Linked DNA regions of Homo sapiens: region 1 is linked to region 2. A link is a contact called in ENCODE Hi-C or POLR2A ChIA-PET data. All regions are on one chromosome and are shown on one strand. Each heading gives the region's core, a stretch centred on a gene start or an enhancer-like site at or near the end of the contact. The rest is flanking DNA. Distances are from core to core; before and after follow the strand shown.

Region 1 (2,731 bases), core at 216-2,715, 440 kb before region 2:
CACCTGGACTGCCTACCTCCCCAACATACTTGGACAATGCCCATTCTTCTATACTTCTCCCTGTACTGTCACTGCAACCAGCCCAGTCTAGGCTAGTGGATGGCTCCAAGTCCTCCTTCCTGGCCTCCCAGGATCCACCTGTGACATCTATAGGCCTTTCTCCACCCAGCAGCCAGGGTGAGCTCTGAAGGGCTCCAGTGTGGCTAGGTGGCTCCCCATGAACTCTAGGACAGTTAAGCTCTCTGTTCAGGAGTGGAAGCCCCAGGCACCCCTCCACCCGGCCATCTGGTTACCAGAGCCAAGCAACTTCCTGTGAAGTCAGCAGAGCAGGAACCTCTAGGTGTGGCAACCAGGCTCCCAAATAGGGCTGAACGGTACACGCCCAGCCAGGGGCAAACCTGAAGCCAGGACACTGGGCTTCCAGTCCCTGGCCCAGAACTTCCTCACAGGATATCCTATGTCCAACCCCCAAATTTTTCCCAAGACTGTGGGGCCCTGGATGGTTTAGAGAACAGAGGGTTCTGGAGGCCTGACGTTAAAGGAGCTGTAAGATATGCCCTGTGGCCGTTCCTTGGTCCTGCTCCATGCCCAAGGCCCTCTCCAAATCATGCTCCCTCAGGGATGCTGCAGGAGCCACAAATCCAAGTCTCAGCCCTGGGGCAGAACGCCCGGAAACCGGAGTGCCAGGGCTCCATGAAAAGGCAGCGAGAAGGGGTTTGTTCTGACGAGGCTGGGCCCGTCCCGAATCCTCGCCTTTCCTCCCCCTGCCCAGCACACTGGCCCGGGTACCCCAGAGATGAGGGTCGTCCATGCAGGACTGGTGATTGGACACGGTGATGAGGGGCGTGGCCGGGCCTCGCTTCTCGATGAGCTCGTACAGCACCTCCCTGTTGTGCACGGTCAGGTGGTTCATGTACTCTGGCGGGGAAGGAGAAGTCAGGCGCTCCGGGCTCGCCCGCTAGGTCGGGGCCGCGGCGTCCCCCACCCTAAGTCCCACCTCCGGCCGGGCATGGGTACCCGGGCGGGCCTGCCTCGGCCTGGGCCCACTCACTGGTCCAGAAGCAGCTGTAGGTGCCCACCAAGCCCATGACGACGCTGCTGGCCAGGGTCCAGGTGAGCGGCGGCACCGCGGGGAACGGCCACTTCACGTGCAGAGGCATCCCCACCCGGCCCGCGGCCGGCGCTCCCAGCGCCCCGGGCCGGCCTGTGGGGCGCCTCTAGGTCTGCGACCTCGACCGCTCGAGACACTGGCCCCTGACTGGCCCGCGCACGGACGGACGGGGGCGCGGCGCAACAGGGGACTGGACCGAGGTCCCTTCGCAGGTCAGGCCGGAGCAGCGCCCGGCCCCGCTCTCTCGTCACTGGGGAGCGGTCGCCGGGGTCACAGGCCGTGGGCGCGCTGCGGAACGGGAGGAAACGGGAAGGCGGGCGCTGGCACCCCGGCCCGGTGCAACCGCCGGAAAGCGAACCTGCGCCGGTGCCCAGCCCGACCGACTGTCGCAAAGCGCGCACGGGCCGCTTGACGGCAGCGAGGCCAGCCCCGGGGCGGCGGGAAGTGGCCGTCACCCCGTGGGGCTCCCGCTTCCTGGCAGCCTCCTGCGCTCGCCTTTTGTCTCTCTAGTGTTTCTGTTTTTTGTTTGACACAGGGTCCAGCCAGACCCAGGCTGGAGTGCAGTGATGGGATCATGGCTCACTGCAGCCTCGATCTCCCAGACTCAAGCGATTCTCCTGCCTCAGCCTCCCGAGTAGCTGGGACCACAGGCGCCCGCCATCACACTCTGATCCACCCGCCTCGGCCTCCCAAAGTGTTGGGATGACAGCCGTGAGCCACCCCGCCCAGCCACATATACAATTTGACATAGTTACAGTACTACATGATACTATGTGTATGTAGCAATGTATAATCTACTGTATGGCAAAATATACAATATATACAGCAATATATACAAACATATTGTGTATCATATGTAATACAAGAAACAGTATTTTATACCATCTGATACAGTCACAATGTCAGCTACTACCTCTAGTTCTGAAACATATTCATGACCCGGAAAGAAAGCCCCCTATGCATTAAGCAGCCAGTTTTTTATTTTTATTTTATATTTATTTATTTATTATTATTTTTTTAGGAGTCTCGCTCTGTCGCCAGACTGGAGTGCAGTGGCACAATCTCGGCTCACTGCAACCTCCGCCTCCCGGGTTCAAGCTATTCTCCTGCCTCAGCCTCCTGAGTAGCTGGGACTACAGGCGCAGGTCGCCACGCCCGGCTAATTTTTTTTTTTTTTTGTATTTTAGTAGAGATGGGGTTTCACCATGTTGCCCAGGTTGGTCTCGAACTCCTGAGCTCAGGCAGTCCACCCACCTCAGCCTCCCAAAGTGCTAGGATTACAGGCATGGGCCACCGCACCCGGCAGTTTTTTATTTTTATTTTTATTTATTTTTATTTTTGAGACAGAGTCTTGCTCTGTTGCCCAGGCTGGAGTGCAGTGACGAGATCTCAGCTCATTGCAACCTCTGCCTCCCAGGTTCAAGCGATTCTTCTGTCTCAGCCTCCTGAGTAGCTGGGATTACAGGCGCAAGCCACCACACCTGGCTAATTTTTGTATTTTTAGTAGAGGCTGGGTTTCTTCATGTTGGTCAAGCTGGTCTCGAACTCCCGGCCTCAGGTGATCTGTCTGCCTCTCCTCCCAAAGTGTGAGTCATCCTACCTGGCCTGTTTTTTATTTTT
Region 2 (6,239 bases), core at 3,740-6,239:
GACAGGGTTTCACCATGTTGGCCAGGCTGGTCTCCAACTCCTGACCTCAAGTGATCCGCCCGCCTCGGCCTCCCAAAGTGCTGGGATGACAGGCGTGAGCCACCACACCTGGCCTATTTTATTTATTTTTTGGGACAGAGTCTCGCTCTGTGGGGCAGGCTGGGGTACAGTGGCAGGATCTCGGCTCACTGCAACCTCCGCCTCCCGGGTTCAAGCGATTCTCCTGCCTCAGCCTCCCGAGTAGCTGGAAGTACAGGCGGGCCATCACGCCCGGCTAATTTTTGTATTTTAGTAGAGATGGGATTTTGCCATATCGGCTGGGGTGGTATTGAACTCCTGACCTCAACTGATCTGTCCCCCTCAGCCTCCCAAAGTGCCGGGATTACAGGCGTGAACCACTGTGCCCAGCCTATTTTATTATTTTTAATAGCATATAGAGTGACATTTTGATACATGTATATAATGTATAATGATCAAACAAGGTAATTAGCATATCCATCACCTGGAACATTTATCATTTCTTTGTGTTGGGAACATTCCAAATCCTTTCTTATAGTCTTTTGAAAATACACAAGAAATTGTAGTTAACAGTGCTCACCCTACAGTGCAGAACAGCAGGATCCATTCATGCTATGAAGCTGGCATTTTGTATTTGTTATCCGACTCCTCCGAATCTTTCCCTACTCTCTAATCTTTCCAGCTTCTAATACCCACTATGCTTCTATTTCCATGAGCTTGATTTTTTAAATATTTTACATAAGAATTAACACATACAATATTTATCTTTCTGTTCCTGGCTTATTTCACTTAACATAACGTCCTCTAGGCTCATCCATGTTGCCACAAATAACAAGATTTATCTTATTAGTTTGTTTATTTCTTTGAGACAGGGTCTCGTTCTGTCTCCCAGGCTGAGTGCAGTGGTGTGATTGCAGCTCACTGCAGCCTCCACCTCCCAGGCTCAAGTGGTCCTCTCACTTCAGCCTCCCAGGTAAATGGGACCACAGGCATGTTACCATGCCTGGCAAATTTTTAAATTTTTTTTGAAAGACAGGGTCTTGCTATGTTGCCCAGACTGGTCTCAAACTCCTAGGCTCAAGCGACCCTCTCACCTTGGCCTCCCAAAGTGCTGGGATTACAGGCGTGAGTTACTGCACCCAGCCAATAGTTTTTTATTTTTTTTATTTTTTATAGTTGGTTTTGGTTTTTTTTGAGACAGGGTCTCGCTCTGTCACCCAGGCTGGAGTGCAGTGGCACAATCTCGGCTCACCACAGCCTGCGTCTCCCAGGTTCAAGCAATTCTCCTGCCTCAGCCTCCCAAGTAGCTGGGATTATAGGCGCCTGCCACCACACCTGGCTAATTCTTGTATTTTTGGTAGAGATGGGGTTTCGCCATGTTGGCCAGGCTGGTCTCGAACTCCTGATCTCAGGTGATCTGGCCGTCTTGGCCTCCCAAAGTACTGGGATTACAGGCTTGAAACACCGCGCCCGCCAACAGTTTATTTTTAAATGGCTCAATAATATTCCATCATGTATCTATACCACATTTTCTTTACATATCAATCCACTGGTGGACACTTAGATTGCTTCCATATCTTAGCTATTATAAGTAGTACAAAGGCACGAAGAACCTACATTGGGGAAAGGATGGTCTCTTCAATAAATGGCACTGGGAAAATTGGATAAGTATGTGAAGAAGAATGAAAACTAGGCCCCTATCTCTCACCACACACAGTAATCAACTCAACATGGATTAAAGACTTAAAAGTAAGACCTGAAACTATAAAGCTACTAGAAGAGGCCAGCGCGGTGGCTCACACCTGTAATCCCAGCACACTGGGAGGTTGAGGCGGGCAGATCACTTAAGGTCAGGAGTTCTAGACCAGCCTGGCCAACACAGTGCAACCCCGTCTCTACTAAAAATACAAAAAGTAGCCGGGCGTGGTGGCGCACATCTGTAATCCCAGTTACTCAGGGGGCTGGGGCAGGAGAAATGCTTGAACCCAAGAGGAGGAGGTTGCAGTGAGCCAAGATCACACCACTGCACTCCAGCCTGGGGCGACAGAGCAAGACTCTGTCTTTAAAAAAAAAAAAAAAAAAAAAAAAAAAAAAAGGCTGGGTGTGGTGGCTCACACCTGTAATCCCAGCACACTGGGAGGCTGAGGCGGGCAGATCACCTGAGGTCAGGAGTTCCAGCCCAGCCTGTCCAACATGGTGAAACCCCATCTCTACTAAAAGTATAAAAATTAGCCAGGGTGGTGGCATGCGCCTGTAATCCCAGCTACTTGTGAGGGTGTGGCAGGAGAATCGCTTGATCCCAGGAGGCTAAGGTTGCAGTGAGCCAAGATTGTGCCACTGCACTCCAGCCTGGGTTTCAGAGTGAGACTGTGTCTCAAAAAATAAATAAATAAATAAATACAAATAATAAAATAAATAAAATAAAACTACTAGAAGAAAATGGGGAAATGCTCCAGGAAAGATTTTATGGCTAAGACCCCAAAATCACAGGCAACAAAAACAAAAACAGACAAATGGGAGTATATTAAAGTAAAAAGCTTTTGCACAGCACAGAAGCAATCAACAATGAAGAGACAATATAGGAGAAAATATTTGCAAATGATTCATGTGACAAGCACTGTTTATTTTTGAGGTGCAATGTCCATCTGCCCTACTGCAATTTAGGCCCCAAATGGGTGGGACAGGGTCTGATTCCTTGCTCTTCCTCAGATGCCCAGTGAAGCCCTGCTCAATTTCAATTCAATTATATTAAAGAACAAAGCCAGCACCTCTGCTCCCTTTTACCAGTCCTGTTTGCTATTTCACTTCTCAAGCAGGTCCTGGGGCCCACCGCATCCTCCTGGGCCTCATTCTCAGCCTTCTTGCCTTGGAGTTCCGTTGCTGAGGAGGGCCACCAGGCTTGGCATGTGGGTGCCCCATTGCCCTCTGAAGCATGGTGTTGCCACACAGGAACCACAGTCCTCACTATCACTCCATACGTCCTTGCTTCACACAAGCCTGCCATCTCAGCATGGGGCACCCGAACTCCTCCTGCCCCGTCCTCCCAGTCAAAAAAGCCTCTGGGTCCAGGGGTGTGCACACCGCAGCCCCAGCATCTTTGAGCAGCCCTGGATGGGATCATGTCTGCCCTGGCTTTCCACCCTTCCATGACCAGCTTCCCATTCCATGTCCTGGATCATGTCCCAAAGTCTTGGCCAGACTTAAAGTGCCATCCCCATCCAGCCCTGTGAGCTCCTCAGGCCCAGCTCTGTCCTGGAAGCCCTTTGCCCACTTCGCCTGGCCATTGCCCTTGACTCAGCTGTCATTTCCTCTCAGGCACTTCCCCGTTCAGCTCCTGACTCCAGCTGAGACACCAGCTGAGGCCCCGCATGGCGTCTACAGGTCCTTCCCTGCACCCACCTAGGGCCCCATGGCACCCATGCTAGTCTGACCCTCCTGCCTGCCAGCAAGCAGGGCGGAGAGCTGGAACAAGAGTCAAACACTGTCAACTTGATCGAGGAAGAACTCCAGGAAGGGCATGGAAAGCAACTCCTCTTTCCGGCTGCAGGGGTTCAGTCTATCTGACCGGGGGTACGGGCTGACAGTGACCATGTAATCAAAGCACCTGTCCAAGACCCCCAGGAAAACCGAGCTGGTTACCTTATAGCCTAGCTTCCCTGTACCTTTGAATTGCCATGATCCTTATTATGTGACACTCAAATCTCGTCACAGCTTCCCCCAGCGCCTGGCATGGGAAAGCCAACACCTCAACAGCACTGGCCCCTGGGTCTGGGGTCTTTCAGGGAAGCCCTGGGAAGCCTGACAATCTCCTGGCTAAAGGCCCCAGACTCTCCCGCACGCGTTTAAACAGCAGGCACTGTCACCTCCAGGCCTTTAGCATTTATGGTTAGTTATGTCCCCCGCTCCGCATGACCTTTCTTGCTGTCTTTCTGTGGATAAAGGAATATCAATTAACATTAATTTAGCTTCTGGACTGATTCCAGGCAAGGCCCTTGGAAACCAGCAGCTGCTTTTGTGTGTGTGTGTGTGTGTGTGTGTGTTTTTGAGACAGGGTCTTGCTCTGTCGCCCAGGCTGGAGCAGTGGCGCGATCTCAGCTCACTGCAGCCCTGAACTCCCTGGCTCAAGCCATCCTCCCACCTCAGCGTTCCAAGTACCTGGGACCACAGGCGTGTGCCACCATGCCTCCGGGTCTCGCTATGTTGCCCCGGCTAGGCTCAAGCAATCCTCCCACCTCAGCCTTCCAAAGTGTTGGGATTACAGGCATGAGCCAACGCATCAGGCCTTAGTTTTCTTATTTACCATGGGTGGGGGACTTGGGGACATATGTGAGGTAACTAGCCAAGGTCACAAAGAGCAGGTGGTGGCACAGACAGGCAAGAATTCTTCTCTTTGTCCCTTCTCAAATGGATACTTCCAACTGCATGAACTAAAACACAGACGATTACAAAATACATGTAATATGTTGAGAGGCGACTTTAAAAATATTGTTGAAAATGTGTGAGAGGGTGACGTGTGCTTCTTTACTAACGCATTAAATTACAAGGTCTTCCAGCAGGACGCATAACTTCAGTAACTTCAAAGTAATAATTCTGCCCGCCGGTAGATCTGGTAGATCTTGTAATTTAACTGAACTTCTAGACGTTTACAACAAAAGCCACAGGCTCTGACAGGACCGGTCTGTCCATTTCTACTGGCGACTGCCGCTCCCGGGCAGCAGCTTGGGTCCCCGCGCTGCGGCCTGCGCGTGGCAGGGCGGATGCCGCCGCCGCCGCCGCCGCCGCCGCGCCCGGGCGGCCTCCTAGAGGAGGCGAAACGTGGGGGCGAGGCCGGGACCCACCTCCCAGGGCTGCGGTGAGCACTTACAGTATTGGCGCGAAAAGGCCAGCTATCACCATACGGGTATTTCGCCTCACTCGCCTCGCTGGGGGAAATTCAAATCTCCGAAAAGGGAGGATCCGAGCAGCGCCGGTGCGCCTGCGCGCAGGGCGGGACTCGAAGCCTGGGAAGCGGGCGGGGCGAGGTGACGCGAGATGACGCGGACGCCTCCCGCGGTCGCCCGCCCGGCTCGTGCGCCACCGGCCCGACTGCGGGCCTCTCGGCAGTGGGGGCGGCCGAGCGCGCGGCGGTCTGGGGCGCGCGGCCCGGCTCATTTTGCTGCGGCGCGGGCGGAGGCGGTGGCGCCCGAGGGCGGGCCCCGCAGCCTGGGAGCCTGGGAGCGGGCGGAGGCTCCACCCCCGGGCGCCGGCGCTCGGCTGCGTCGCCTCCCACTGTCGCCCCGCCCCCGGCTCCCCCGCGGCGCGCCTCGGGCCGCCTCCTGCGGCTGCTGGGTGTGCAGGGCGCGAAAATGCTCGCTTCCCGGCCGCAGGCGCGGCTGCAGTGGCTGTTCGCCAACCCCGGCCACCTGCGTGCCGCTGTCCCCAGTGCTGGTTAAAGGCAGTTCTTCGGGCGTGCGTCCCTTATCAACCCGAGAGACCGTTCCCAAGGGGGCGGGGCCGAGCGCGTCGGAGGGGTTAGCAGTCTCATCCGGGCATTTCCGAGATGCCGCCGCCGCCATCTTTGTTTTGTGCTGAAAGTCGCTATTGACGCCCGCGGACGGCCGGGCGAGGGGAAGTGGCAAGATGGCGGCTCCCAGGGCGGAGGCGTGGAGGCTCGCCCGGTGGGGGGGCCGTGGGGCGGGGCGCGCCTGCGCCTGCACCTGATCTGAGCGCGACTCGAGCTTTAGCCCAGCGCGCGGCAGCGCCGACCCCCACCCCCGCCGCGAGGCAGCGCAGGGGTCCTTTAAGAGGCTTGGGCCCAGGGGCGAAGCGGTGCGAGGGCGAGTGGGGGGAAGCGGTGACGTCACCCGGCTCCGCCTCCTCGCCCGACCGCCGGCGCCGCTGCCGCCATGTTTAGTTGTTACTTCTTCACACAAGATGGCGGCTCCCAGGGAGGAGGCATGAGCGCCCTGCCGTTACCGCTTCTTCTGCCGTACAGTTGCCGCTTCGGGGCCTAACTCTAGCTCTTTGAAGCGGCTCCTGTGGGAAGGAGTCATAAGGCGGGAAGTGAGGATCGGACACCGCCTTGAGTTTGGTGTGCAGTGGAAGAACTGACCTAGGAGGAAGAGAATAGGGGGGAACGGGGAGCTAGTCTCAAGATGGCGGCTCCCACGGCGGCAGGCGCAGCCTGAGCAGCAGAGGCGGACTAAGGGGAGAGGCGCGAGACTTCACAAGCCGTACGGCGC

The links. A loop is a pair of places that touch in the nucleus more often than their neighbours do. ChIA-PET counts read pairs that join two places held with the same protein, here RNA polymerase II (POLR2A). Pooled maps may share reads with other maps.
Region 1: a pooled map shows a loop between it and region 2 (8-fold over the local background). The contact joins the promoter of TAFAZZIN here to the promoter of TMEM187 in region 2. A Hi-C loop is called at or near these places in 1 of 168 maps with a recorded cell type or tissue (CD8-positive, alpha-beta T cell) and 7 of 50 pooled maps. POLR2A ChIA-PET finds 5 or more read pairs at or near these places in 3 of 52 experiments (H1, IMR-90 and WTC11).

What each region holds. Positions count from the first base shown.
Region 1 is chrX:154,410,273-154,413,003 of GRCh38, reverse strand. It overlaps TAFAZZIN (tafazzin, phospholipid-lysophospholipid transacylase), which reads right to left and starts at 1,465. Exons shown (of 11, transcript NM_000116.5): 1 at 1,052-1,465; 2 at 790-918. The coding sequence starts at 1,160. It also overlaps a transcript of DNASE1L1 not described here. RefSeq lists a silencer at 939-1,478.
Region 2 is chrX:153,971,504-153,977,742 of GRCh38, reverse strand. It overlaps TMEM187 (transmembrane protein 187), which reads right to left and starts at 4,989. Exons shown (of 2, transcript NM_003492.3): 1 at 4,883-4,989. HCFC1 (host cell factor C1) reads left to right here and starts at 5,925. Exons shown (of 26, transcript NM_005334.3): 1 at 5,925-6,239. RefSeq lists silencers at 4,705-4,814, 4,925-5,374, 5,605-5,844 and an enhancer at 6,075-6,239.